Linked DNA regions of Homo sapiens: region 1 is linked to region 2. The links are chromatin contacts, found by Hi-C or POLR2A ChIA-PET in ENCODE. All regions are on one chromosome and are shown on one strand. The core of a region is the stretch at or near the end of the contact, and the rest is flanking DNA. Distances in the headings are between cores, read along the strand shown.

What was found. Hi-C counts contacts between places; a loop is a spot of excess contacts on that map. ChIA-PET counts read pairs that join two places held with the same protein, here RNA polymerase II (POLR2A). Pooled maps may share reads with other maps.
Region 1: a pooled map shows a loop between it and region 2 (2.9-fold over the local background). The contact joins two enhancer-like sites. A Hi-C loop is called at or near these places in 1 of 168 maps with a recorded cell type or tissue (CD14-positive monocyte), 15 of 37 single-sample maps with no recorded cell type and 4 of 50 pooled maps. POLR2A ChIA-PET finds 5 or more read pairs at or near these places in 1 of 52 experiments (OCI-LY7).

Annotation. Positions count from the first base shown.
Region 1 is chr2:12,052,894-12,058,953 of GRCh38, reverse strand. The region is part of intron 2 of MIR3681HG (MIR3681 host gene); the gene reads right to left. Among named protein-coding and RNA genes, the nearest start is that of MIR3681HG, 49 kb to the right of the region's middle. Within about 2 kb of position 1,358, at least 3 of the 41 ENCODE cell types and tissues checked have a DNase peak (open chromatin) inside an H3K27ac peak, as active enhancers do.
Region 2 is chr2:11,942,713-11,948,289 of GRCh38, reverse strand. No RefSeq gene overlaps it. Among named protein-coding and RNA genes, the nearest start is that of MIR3681HG, 62 kb to the left of the region's middle. Within about 2 kb of position 2,634, at least 5 of the 41 ENCODE cell types and tissues checked have a DNase peak (open chromatin) inside an H3K27ac peak, as active enhancers do.

The DNA of each region.
Region 1 (6,060 bases), core at 109-2,608, 110 kb before region 2:
TCATGTTAGAGTCTGGAATTAATCAGACCTACTGTCCCTTCCCCACCTTGATGAGTGTCCCTGTAACCCTTTGCAAGCAAGAGGAAGGGATAAAGAAAGTCAAATGGTCCAATGAAGAGTAAGAAACACAGAGAATCCCCCAAAGCAGTGGATGTGTGCTCTACTCTGTTAAGAAGGCAAGGAATGTTAGCCATACAAAACAGGTCTACAGAAATGATGAAAAGCCTTCATACAGAGTATGTGGAGAGCTGAATGTGGACATTCACGTATGCGGTATTATTCTTCTTCTTTTTTTTAATTATAGTGGCTAAATCAACCAGGACCATATTTGACTTTATTTTGTGCATTCATGTCTAGAAATTTTTAAATCTTACTAAGTAAAGGTATTGTTCCATGTATAAAGAAACTATCTGTGAGATTTAGTTCAACTCTCTTGAATTTTGGAAGCTAAGTATGATGGTGAGGATGATGACAGAGCTTTGAATTGCATGCACCTTCTGTGTAGCAAGTACTGAGCCGGCCTTTGACACGTATCATTTCATATAAATCTCAGAACTGCCTTGAAATTAAGCATTATTAGCCTCCTTCTTCAGAGGAAACTGCAGCTCAGGGAATGTGTGCTGTATCTAACGTCACATAGCTAATAAGGGTCTTAGTATAGCTCGAAACTGAATTGCGTCTCTAAAGCTCATGTCTTTTCAATCCCTAAGCATCCATCTGACATGGATGAAGATTATGATCAGTCACTCAATCAACAAAGTGCTTTTAGAACATGTGATGAGCACAGGGAAAGAGCAATATATTGAGGCATTCCCAAGAAAGTGTACAAAGGTCCTGGATGAGTATCCTAGGATCCTGGACTCAAGCTCCCAGCAGAGTCAACCCTCCACCAACAAGCCCTGTGGCCTTGGACAAATCTCCTACCCTGGCTGGGTCTCACTTTCCTTGTGTGTTTCATCTGTGATGACAATAGCCTCCTCACAATCACACAGAGTTGGTGTGAACATTGGATGAACCAGTGTGTAAGAAAGCGTTTTGTAAAGTGTCAAATGCTGTAGAAATCTGAAGTGCGAACTTGTTTTTTCCGACAAGTTTTAAGGTAAACAGGGACTGGAAAAATTACCAGAGGTTTTCTCGAGCAGGAAGTGGAGTGAGAAGAGGCAGAAGGAGCCCCGGGTTGTCAAGGGCCCCCCTCTCTTCAGCGAGGCGACCATGCACACAAAGGAAGCTGAGTCACCCCTGCTCGGCAGGACCCCAAGGCCATCAATTGAGTCTGCCTGTGAGAAAGCGGAAACCCAAATCCTGCTGTCCCCACGGCCCCTCCTGCTGCCGGCCCCCTGTGGTTGGCCAAGTCACCCTCAGGGCCCTGTGGTTCCCTTCTGTGGCTCAGCTGACAGAAACAGCTGGCGTGGTCCATGCTTCACCAGCCTGCATGCCTCTCAGGGTGGGTGGTAAGAAGTCAGAGGGGCCACTGCAAACCCAGAGACTCCAAAGTGACTCCTCTGTGGCTCTCCCCCTTGAATGAATTCTGCCTGCAAGGACATGCACCTGTCAAGCCACTGCTTTGGTTTATTTCGAGGTCACATGCAGTAGGAGACCTTCATGGCACCATTTATGATGAGGGTCTCATAGGAGGTAGAAGGGACTAACTCGAGGGGGTTCTGGAAGGTCCATCTTCCAATTACCTTGAAGCATGATAAATCCCCCACAGCTTTGAAAGCCAGAGGCCCTCTGTGGAGAACAGGAACATCTCAGAGCCCCCACACACTCAGCAGACAGTTCAGACCCAGAGACATAGGCAGTGTCGGCAGAGACCGGTGTTCCTTCAGCCAGCTGTCTCAGTCTGGTCACCCCTGTCTTTTGGCCTGAGAAGCCAGAAGACAAAAGTTAAAGGGAGGTGGGTAGCCATTTAAAAGGATAATTTATTCAGGTATCAAGAGGAATATGAATCAAAACCTTCCTAGAGCTGTCCCCCAGGCCAGGGCAGATGGAACACGAAGCCTGTGGAGTCACCTACACCAGGGGCCAAGCTCCTGCCTCACCACTTCTTAGCCAGTGCCCTGGTACAAGGCAATATAAACTCACTGGACTGCCATTCTTTCTCCTATTCCAAGGAGATGGTATCTACCCCACCCTAGTTCAGCCCCCACATGGGGCTGTTGTGAGGATCAAAAATGATGTATCTAATGGAAATGTATCTATTAGGTTCTCAACCTAAGGAAACCATATTATTATATGTACTGCTATAGGGAGGCCACAGCATCAGTGTGAAGTCAGGCTTGATCTGAACTGATCCAGCATTATCAAGAGGTGATCTGGTATGAATGCTTGAAGTCAGAGAGCAGCTGCCTCAGACTTTCAGGTACAGAATGGACCATGGAAGGCAGGAACAGACTCTAACCCTCTGAGTGGGTATCAGAGTCCTATTTAACAAACTGGAGCTGCAGGCAGGGCTCCAGAATTAATTGTAAAGCAATGCTCCGGCAGGATTTGAGGCAGAACCTCTGCATCACATCCTCAGAAGGTGGGGCTCAGCCTCTAGTTAAAGTCTCTCTTCCCAGACCCTTCCCTGCTCAGGTGAGGACCTCAAGAAGCCCCCACCTCATGTCCATTGCAGTCCCCTGCAATTCTAACCTTCTTGCTAATCCCATAATCCATCCCTAGCCTGCTGTTATGGGTTGAATGATATCCCCCCAAAATAAGATACGTTCAAGTCCAAACCCCCCAGTACCTTAGAAATTGACGTTATTCGGAAACAGGGTCTTTGCAGATTTAACCAAGATAAAGTCAATTAGGGTGGGCCCTAATCCAAGTGACTGGTGTCCTTACATGAAAAAGGGAAATATGGACACAGACACAGACATGCAGAGGGAAAGTGATGGGGAGAGACACAGGAAGAAGACGGCCCCGTGAAGACAGAAGGCTATGTGTGATGCATTGGAAGACAGAAGGCCATGTGTGATGCATTGGCATGCCAAGGAGCACCAAAGATTGCAGCAAACCACCAAAAACTAAAAGGAGGCAAGGGAGGAGTCTCCCCAGAGTCTCAGCGGGAGCATGGCACTGCTGGCACCTTGATTTTGGATGTCCAGCCTCCAGAAATGAGAGATGGACTTAGATTGTTCTCAGCCGACCAGTTTGTGCCTAGGAAACTAGTACACCTAGGAGTGTGGATTACTTTGGTTCAGCAAATACTCCTTGAGTTCAGTGTAGTGGGTAACACAGAGAGATAGACAATTACAATCCTTCATGAGAACTGTGATGGTGAATACACATTCAGAAGGGAACACAACTAACCACAGGGGGCAAGGGCTGGAGGAAGCCCTCTTAGAGGAGATAATGGCTGAGCGAAATCATTCTCATATGGGAAAATGCAAGTAATTTGAGTTCTATAAATTTATAATCATTATATTCAAGGCCAAAAGAATCCTTTCAACAATTACAAAGAAAGGATGTGTGGCTCAGCCAATGAAAAGTGTGAATAGAATTCAAGAAAAAGAAGCTAAAACCATAAAACAAATTAAGAAAAAAATTCAAAAACTCTGGTCCCTGTTGAATTCAGATGACTTATCTGCTTGTTAAAGCAAGAACAGTCACTGCAGCTGTGGGTTCAAAATTATCAGGGCTATCCCTTTAAAATAGCCTATAATTCCTTCCTTTTTCCTGACTCCAACTGGCATTTCACCAATGCTGGGGTTTGGCTTGGTTGTTTGTGTTTAGGCTTTTGAGAAGCTTTTTCTCACCCTCTGCATTATCAACTCTCACTTAGACGACCCTCCCTTGTAATCCCCAAGCCCCATTCTTTTCCTTTACATTAGGCCCACCCAAGTGCACTGTGTCAGTTACATGTCAAGCACACGCCATGGGAGCTCTTGCTGCAGGGATTGCTCTTTCCCATCACTGTATCCCTGAAGCCCAGCCCAGGACCTGGCATGGAGTAGTGTTCAATGCATGCCTGTAGAGGGGATTTTCAAAGGGCAACCATCCCAGAATGGCCCGGGTCACTGTTTCTCACTGGAATCCATAACTCCTTGGGATTTTGAGGCCGTGAATTCAGATTTGAGAAGCACACATCTAGCTAGTAATGGGTAAGTGTCTGTGGCAGGATTGCATGATTTTACATATTTGTTTAGTTTAATTCAATTAGCAATGTTTGAGCGTCTACTTTGCACCTGGAGTTGTGCTGGAAAAAAAAAATATGGATGGAAAGAAATTTTTGTCGGCCTCAGTTATTGGTGTCTATACCTTATTAGTTCACAGAAGAGCTAGTGTTTTTTTTAAAGTCTTACTGGTAAGCTAATTCCATCTCCTTTCATGTTAAACAAAGAGAAAGTGAAGCCAAGAGAGGTGAACTAGAGGGAGTAGAGCGCTGTGCTTATGAGCTCCAGGTTGGGAACCAGACCAACATCCAGCTCTTAGTAGACAGATCTTGGAAATTTTCTTACTCTCCCTGAGCCTCATTTACTTTATCTGCAGAAGGGAAATAACCACCAACTCAGAGCATTTATGACAATTGAATGAGACAATGCATGAAAGCCCTGAGTTCAGAACCTGGCACATAGTAAGAGTTCAACAAAGCTTAGCTCTGAATATTATGATCCAAGCCACACAGCTATTTAGTGGCAGAACTGGGAAAATGAGCCAAGTTTTTTGACTCAACATATATCATTTGACTTTATAATGATATATGTTTATAAAGCTTTGCTTTATAAAATAACAACAATAACTTTATTATATTTTAAGGATGTGCTGTGATACATATAGGTACAAATATAAATAATATTACTTAACTATGAAAATTCCTTGATAATGTTTGGCTGTGTCCCCACCCAAATCTCAAATTGTAGCTCTCATAATTCCCGTGTGTCATGGGAGGGACCAAGTGGGAGGTAATTGAATCATGAGGGTGGGTCTTTCCCATGCTGTTCTCGTGATAGTGAACAAGTCTCATGAGATCTGATGGTTTTATAACGGGGAGTTACCCTGCACATGTTCTTTCTCTTGCCTGCCACCATGTAAGACATGACTTTGCTCCTCCTTTGCCTTCTGCTATGATTGTGAGGCTTCCCCAGCCATGTGGAACTGTGAGTCAATTAAACCTCTTTTCTTTATCAATTACCCGGTCTTGGGTATGTCTTTATTAGCCGCATGAGAACAGACTAACACAATCCCATAAAGGAGATATTATACTTCCTTTTCAGATAAGAAAACTGAGGCTCAGAAACTTAAAAATTGGCTAAGAGCACATAACTAGTGAGGGATGGAATCAGGACTCACACCTCGGTTCTTGGTCTCCCCATCTCTCCATAGACAACCTGCAAGACATCCCTGCTCTTGTCTGTGACCTTATGTCAACCTGCATATGACTTTAGTGTAGAGTGTTTAATGTACAGCCCCAAACGTTTTATGTTCTGGACTTTTTAATATTATCAGCCTAAATTCACAAGTTTGTTCCAACAAAAGGTTTTATCTGGTTGTAAGTCTCTTTCTCAATGATTATTTATTCTTCCATCTTAATGAGCAGATGGACATTTGAAATATACTATAACTGCACAGTTCCCCAAGAGGTTCTTGAAAATCTTCCTTACCTAAGGAATACAAAAGAATCAGTCAATCATTTATTCTAAAAGTATTTTTGGAGCACCTGGTGGACTCAGGAGTGAACAAAATAGACAAAAATTACTGCCCTCCTAGGGCTTATCACCTAGTAAGGGAGATGGACATCAAACTAACTAATCAGATAAATAAACAAAGACATGAACACATAAGTAGATGCAAAGTATACTCTAGAGAAATAATGCAGGAGGATAGGGAATGTCAGAGTCGGGAAGGAGTCCCTCATCAGTGCCTCATCAATGATTTGCATTGGCTGCCTTTTCTGTCTCAACATTGGTTGGTGTTGCAGGATACTTTCCCAATCACTATGCTGTTTACTCATTCAGCATATTCAATACATACTTCCTCAACACACACCATGTGTCAGACACTGCTACCTTCCCTTGACAGCTGTCTTCTTCTACCAAGAGTCACTCTCCTCTCCCTCCAAGTGTGTTGTCAATC
Region 2 (5,577 bases), core at 1,385-3,884:
GAGTCTAAGGAAGGAGAATCACTTGAACCCAGAAGGCGGAGGTTGCAGTGAGCCAAGATTACTCCATTGCCCTCCAGCCAGGGCGACAAGAGCGAAACTTCGGGAAAAAAAAAAAGAAGAAGAAGAAGAAAGAAAAAAAAGTTTATGTCATAGAGGCAAATAGTAAAACAGGATATGAAAGGCTGAAAAGGGTGGAGGAGGGAGAGGATAGGACAAGATTTGTTAAAAGACACAAAATTACAGCTAGATAGGAGGAATAAGTTCTAGTGTTCTGTACCACAGCAGGATGAGCATAGTTAATAATATATTAAATAGTTTAAATAGCCAGGAGGATATTGAGTATTGAAGGAGGATATGGAATGAACAAAGAAATGACAAATTCTTTAAATGATGAATATACTAATGACCCAGATCTGATCACTATACACTATATATGTATCACAATATCACTATGTACCCCATGAATATGTACAATTATTATGTGTTAATTTTAAAAATTAAATGTAATTTAAGTATATATAGTATATATATAAAACAAACTTGGAAACTCCAGATGGGTATGAATCTCAATCTCTTTCTAGCTGCATGGTCTTGGGCAGTCCATGTAACCTCTCCGAGCTTCTATTTCCTCATCTATATAATGTCCATAATAATACCTGATATGGTTTGACTGTGTCCCCACTCAAATTTCATCTTGAATTGTAGTTCCCATAATCCCCATGTGTGGTGGGAGGGACCTAGTGGGAGGTCATCGAATCATGGGGGTGGTTTCTCCCATGTGATTCTCATGATAGTAAGCTCTCATGAGATCTGATGGTTTTAGAAGGGGCTTCCTCCTTCTCTCAGCTCTCATTCTTCTCTCCTGCCATCTTGTGAAGAAGGACATATTTGCTTCCTTTTCCACCAAAATTGTAAGTTTCCTGAGGCCTCCCGGGCCCTGTGGACCTGAGTCAATTAATCCTCTTTCCTTTATAAATTACCCAGTCTCGGGTATATCCTTACAGCAGCATGAGAACAGACTAATACCTACCCTAGTTATCCCACAAAATCATTGAGTAGGTGTCATATGAGTATTGGTTATCATGATTGTCATAATGAGACAATTTGGCGAGATGAGGAAATGAAAAATATTAGGAAAACCAATCATTGCAATGGGGAAATAAAAACAAAACCAAATGTATGAGTTTCTCCCTACCTCATCTGCTGTTCTGGCCTTTTCAACAATTCGAAGGACCTACCTGCTAAAGCCCATCTTGGTTTCCTGATGGAAGTGATGCTGTGAGAGATCCACAGAATGTCATAGATAAGAATACTGCTAACTAATGGGGAAATGCCAGCAGACCATGCACTCTCCCCTAAGCAGTCCCAGAAACACAGAATTTCCTGAACCCAAGCCTTCCTCCATCCACCCAGGAAGGTGAGGGGTTTGGGGACACCATTCCTAATAAAAGCCTTATCTGTGTGCCTGACGCTAGGCTAAGATTTTCACATACATTTCCTTATTTAGTCTGTACAATTGCTCTGCAACATAGATATAATTCTCTAATATAATAGTTAAGAAATGTGAAGCCCTTTAGAAGTTAAGAAAGTTGCCTAAAAGCTCACAGTTAGAGTCAAAGCTGAGATTCAGATCTTGCTTTGAGTCAAAGTTAGTGTACTCCCATTTCCACATCATCTCCCAAGTCAAACCCGAACAAGCCACGACCAAAGGATTCCATGCTCTGCAATAAGCATTTATAATTTCACCTTCAATTCTTCCATTTATAGGGGAAAGCTTGCATGTAATTAATTTAAGGATGATTTCTCCATAAATTATACTTCAATCTAGTTCTATATTTAAATAATTAAGTTTGAAACAGAAAGACTAATGAAACTAATGGTTACCAAATTACTCGATTTTGAAAATCATTGATTTTCTCATTTGCCTGCTAAAATTAATCAATCTCATTTACATATACAGATTGCATTTGCTTTAGCTTTGAGATATTTGTTTTCCAAGTTTTTCCACCAGTTTCAAAATCCACTTTAAAAAAAACTCAGTTCTATTTCAATTATGCTTATTTGCATGGAAACCAAAGCCTTACTGCTCTAATTAATAATATTATGATTGTTCCTTTTATTTGAATACAATGTCCTTGTAACTTAAAGAATAAAGATTCAACCCAGCCAAGCAACTTTAAAAATACATATGGAAATGATCAGTATAATACAATTTCTTTTGGTAATAAGATAAATAAAAGCAAATTCTCCTGTTACAAAACACACAAAAAAATCCACTTTACAAAATACCTTTTTAGCAATTTCTACAAAACAATACTCTAAGATCTTATGACCATGTCATACTAAATGTCTATATATATGATGAGAAGGTATTTCCTGGAATGACTAGTGGGTGGGATAAGCCTAAAAGGATTTCCAAGAAATACAGAAACATAAGGATCCAATAATTTGAAAAAGGATTAAAAATATTCTAAGACTTTCAAAGTGCAAATTACCACGTACAAATTTGGTGGTTATAATAAGCCTTTTCTTTGCAATAAAATGAAAATTTAATAGAAAACGTATAGGAAGTGCAACTATTGAGTTGTGAAACTTTTGTTTCAGTTTTACTTTTCATATGCGGGCATGTAAATATGAGTGTACAGGCTGGGTACGATGGCTCAAACCTGTAATCCCAGCATTTGAGGAGGCCAACGCAGGTGGATCACTTGAGCCCAGTAGTTCAAGACCAGCCTGGGCAACATGATGAAACCCCATCTCTACAAAAAGTACAAAAATGAGCTGGGCATAGTGGCATATACTTGTAGTCCCAGCTACTCAGGAGGCTCAGGTGGGAGGATTGCTTGAGCCTGGGAAGCAGAGGTTGAAGTGAGCTGAGATCATGCCATTGCACTCCAGCCTGGGTGACAGACCAAGACCTTCTCTTAAAAAAAAAAAAAAAGAGGTTATAAGAGTGTGTGTGTGTCCTGAGTCATGAGTCATGGTCATGAAAGAAAATGTATTTGTTACTGTGGACTAAGGTCAAAAGTTTAAAAACCACTAACCCAATTGATCCATTGACCAGATGGAGTTTTGAAGGACTGATATTTTAGAGACTTCTGAAAATAATAATAGACTTTGTCATCAGACAGCTGGGTTCAACTCTCAACAAGTAACTCAATCTACCTAAATCTTGGTGTCACATTTGTAAAATGAAAATAATAGTAACACCTCACAAGTTTGTTTTGACATTAAAAAAAGATAATGTATGTGAGGTGTTTAGCACAGTGCCTGGCATATGATAATCAACAAATCTTGGCTATCATTTTCTAGAACTGCTGGAGAGCTTCTTTGTCTCTGATTAAAACATACCCCCTTCAAGGTGTATTCATTTCCTCTGAGTGACATCTGTCACCTCTTTAATGAGTTTTTTACCTTTTGTCCATGTTCAGTTGCTCCTCCAGACAGCCAAGGACCAGAGGCAGAATTCAGTGACCAACACTAAACATGAGAAAGAGCAGCCTCTCAGCAGTCCATGTGCATACTGATCCCCTGCTTAGCTTCAGACTCCATGTCAGTCGAGGTGAAGAAATAAAAAGGAGGTGAAACTGGCCCAATTGTCCCATAGAATTGATGTATGGTTTCTTTTGAATAAACACAGAAATTGAACCTTCCAGTCTTAAAACTTCAGAAGTTTACTTTTGTTTTATCGGAGTTCCTTTTTCAGGAAATCAACCATCAGTCCTGCCAAATAGTATCAAGGAACTGAAACTCACTAGATCACAGTATCTGGACAATGAGATGCCAGACCCCTCACCTGTCATAACTGCCTAATCAACCACCCACTGCCTGTTGACCAGCTCCTCTTCCTTACCTCTCACACACGGTTACATTTCTTTCTCCACTATATAAACCCCTAATTTTAGTTGTTGGGGAGACACATTTGAGACCGATTTCCCATCTCCTTGGCTGAAACACCCGATTAAAACTTTCTTCCCTGGTAATACTCATTGCCTCAGTGATTGACTTTCTGTGTAGTGAGCAACAGGACCTACACTGAACCCCTCGTGTTTCAGTAACAAAGGGTCACACATCCCTGTACCTCCATCTTATGCTACTTTTTTTTTTTTTTTTTGAGACGGTGTCTTACTCTGTCGCCCAGGCTACAGTGCAGTGGTGCAACCCTGGCTCACTGCAACCTCTGCCTCCTGGGTTCAAGCGATTCTTATGCCTCAGCCACTACAGTAGCTAGGATTATAGGTGTGCACCACCACACCTGGCCAACTTTCATATTTTTAGTAGAGACGGGGTTTCACCATGTTGGCCAGGCTGGTCTCGAACTCCTGACCTCAAGTGATCCTCCCGCCTCAGCCTCCCAAAGTGCTGGGATTATAGGCCTGAGCCACCGCACCTGGCCTATGCCACTTTCAAATAAAAATGCTAACATAACTAGGGAGATTCTGGGCCATCTTGGAATTCTTCATGACTCCTGGATCCTTTGTTTCTGTCACACTTGTCGTCTTCCGTATGGTTTACTTAGGCATAGAATGGGGAAAAGGAGATTCTAGAGAAGAAAAAAAATGCTAAGTTTAAATACTGATGAATCCTGGAATAATGAGGTTTAGGGTGGCTCAAACATGAAAAAATATATATAGGGATATGCAAGATATTCCACTGAAAATACCATATAGAGAAACATAAAGCAAGCTAAGGGTTCTGAGCTTTATAGTGTAATAAAAAACACAGGCAACAATTGCTGAGTCCTTCCTCACCACACATGATGCCCGGTGCCTTACACATATGAACTCAATTGACACTCACAACATCTATGGGGTAGGTTTTCTGGTAATCCTCAATTTTTGCATGAGATTTTTCAAGAAGCTCTTATTAAATGGTGAAGCTAGGATTCACAACTCCTGGCTATCTGACTCTGGGGTCGATACTCTTCAGGTTCTAGTGTCTTCCATGGGTCAGAGGGGGCCACCGGAAGCTTTTTTATTTATTTATTTTATTTTTTGAGACGGAGTCTTGCTCTGTCACCCAGGCTGGAGTGCAGTGGTGTGATCTCGGCTCATCGCAAACTCTGCCTCCTGGATTCATGCCATTCTCCTGCCTCACCCTCCCATGTAGCTGGGACTACAGGCGCCCGCCACCACGCCTGGCTAATTTTTTGTATTTTTAGTAGAGACGAGGTTTCACTGTGTTAGCCAGGATGGTCTCGATCTCCTGACCTCGTGATCCACCCACCTCAGCCTCCCAAAGTGCTGGGATTACAGGCATGAGCCACTGCACCCGGCCAAGCTTCTTATTTTTTTATTTTTGAGATGGAGTCTTGCTCCATTACCCAGGCTGGAGTGCAGTGGCGTGATGCTGGCTCACTGCAACTACCAGAGGCTTTTTAAACAGAAGACTGCATGCAAAGGCCAGCATTTTCTCTGTTCTTTCTGTGCACTCTGCAGAGTAGACCAAAGCCAGGAAAACTAGAGTCAGGAAAACTAGAGTCAGGGAGCCCCCTCCAGAGGCTGCTCTCTAATGCAATAGTCCAGGTAGAAGATCAGAGCAGGCATTGACACTGGGGATGGAGGGGAGAGGTTCCGA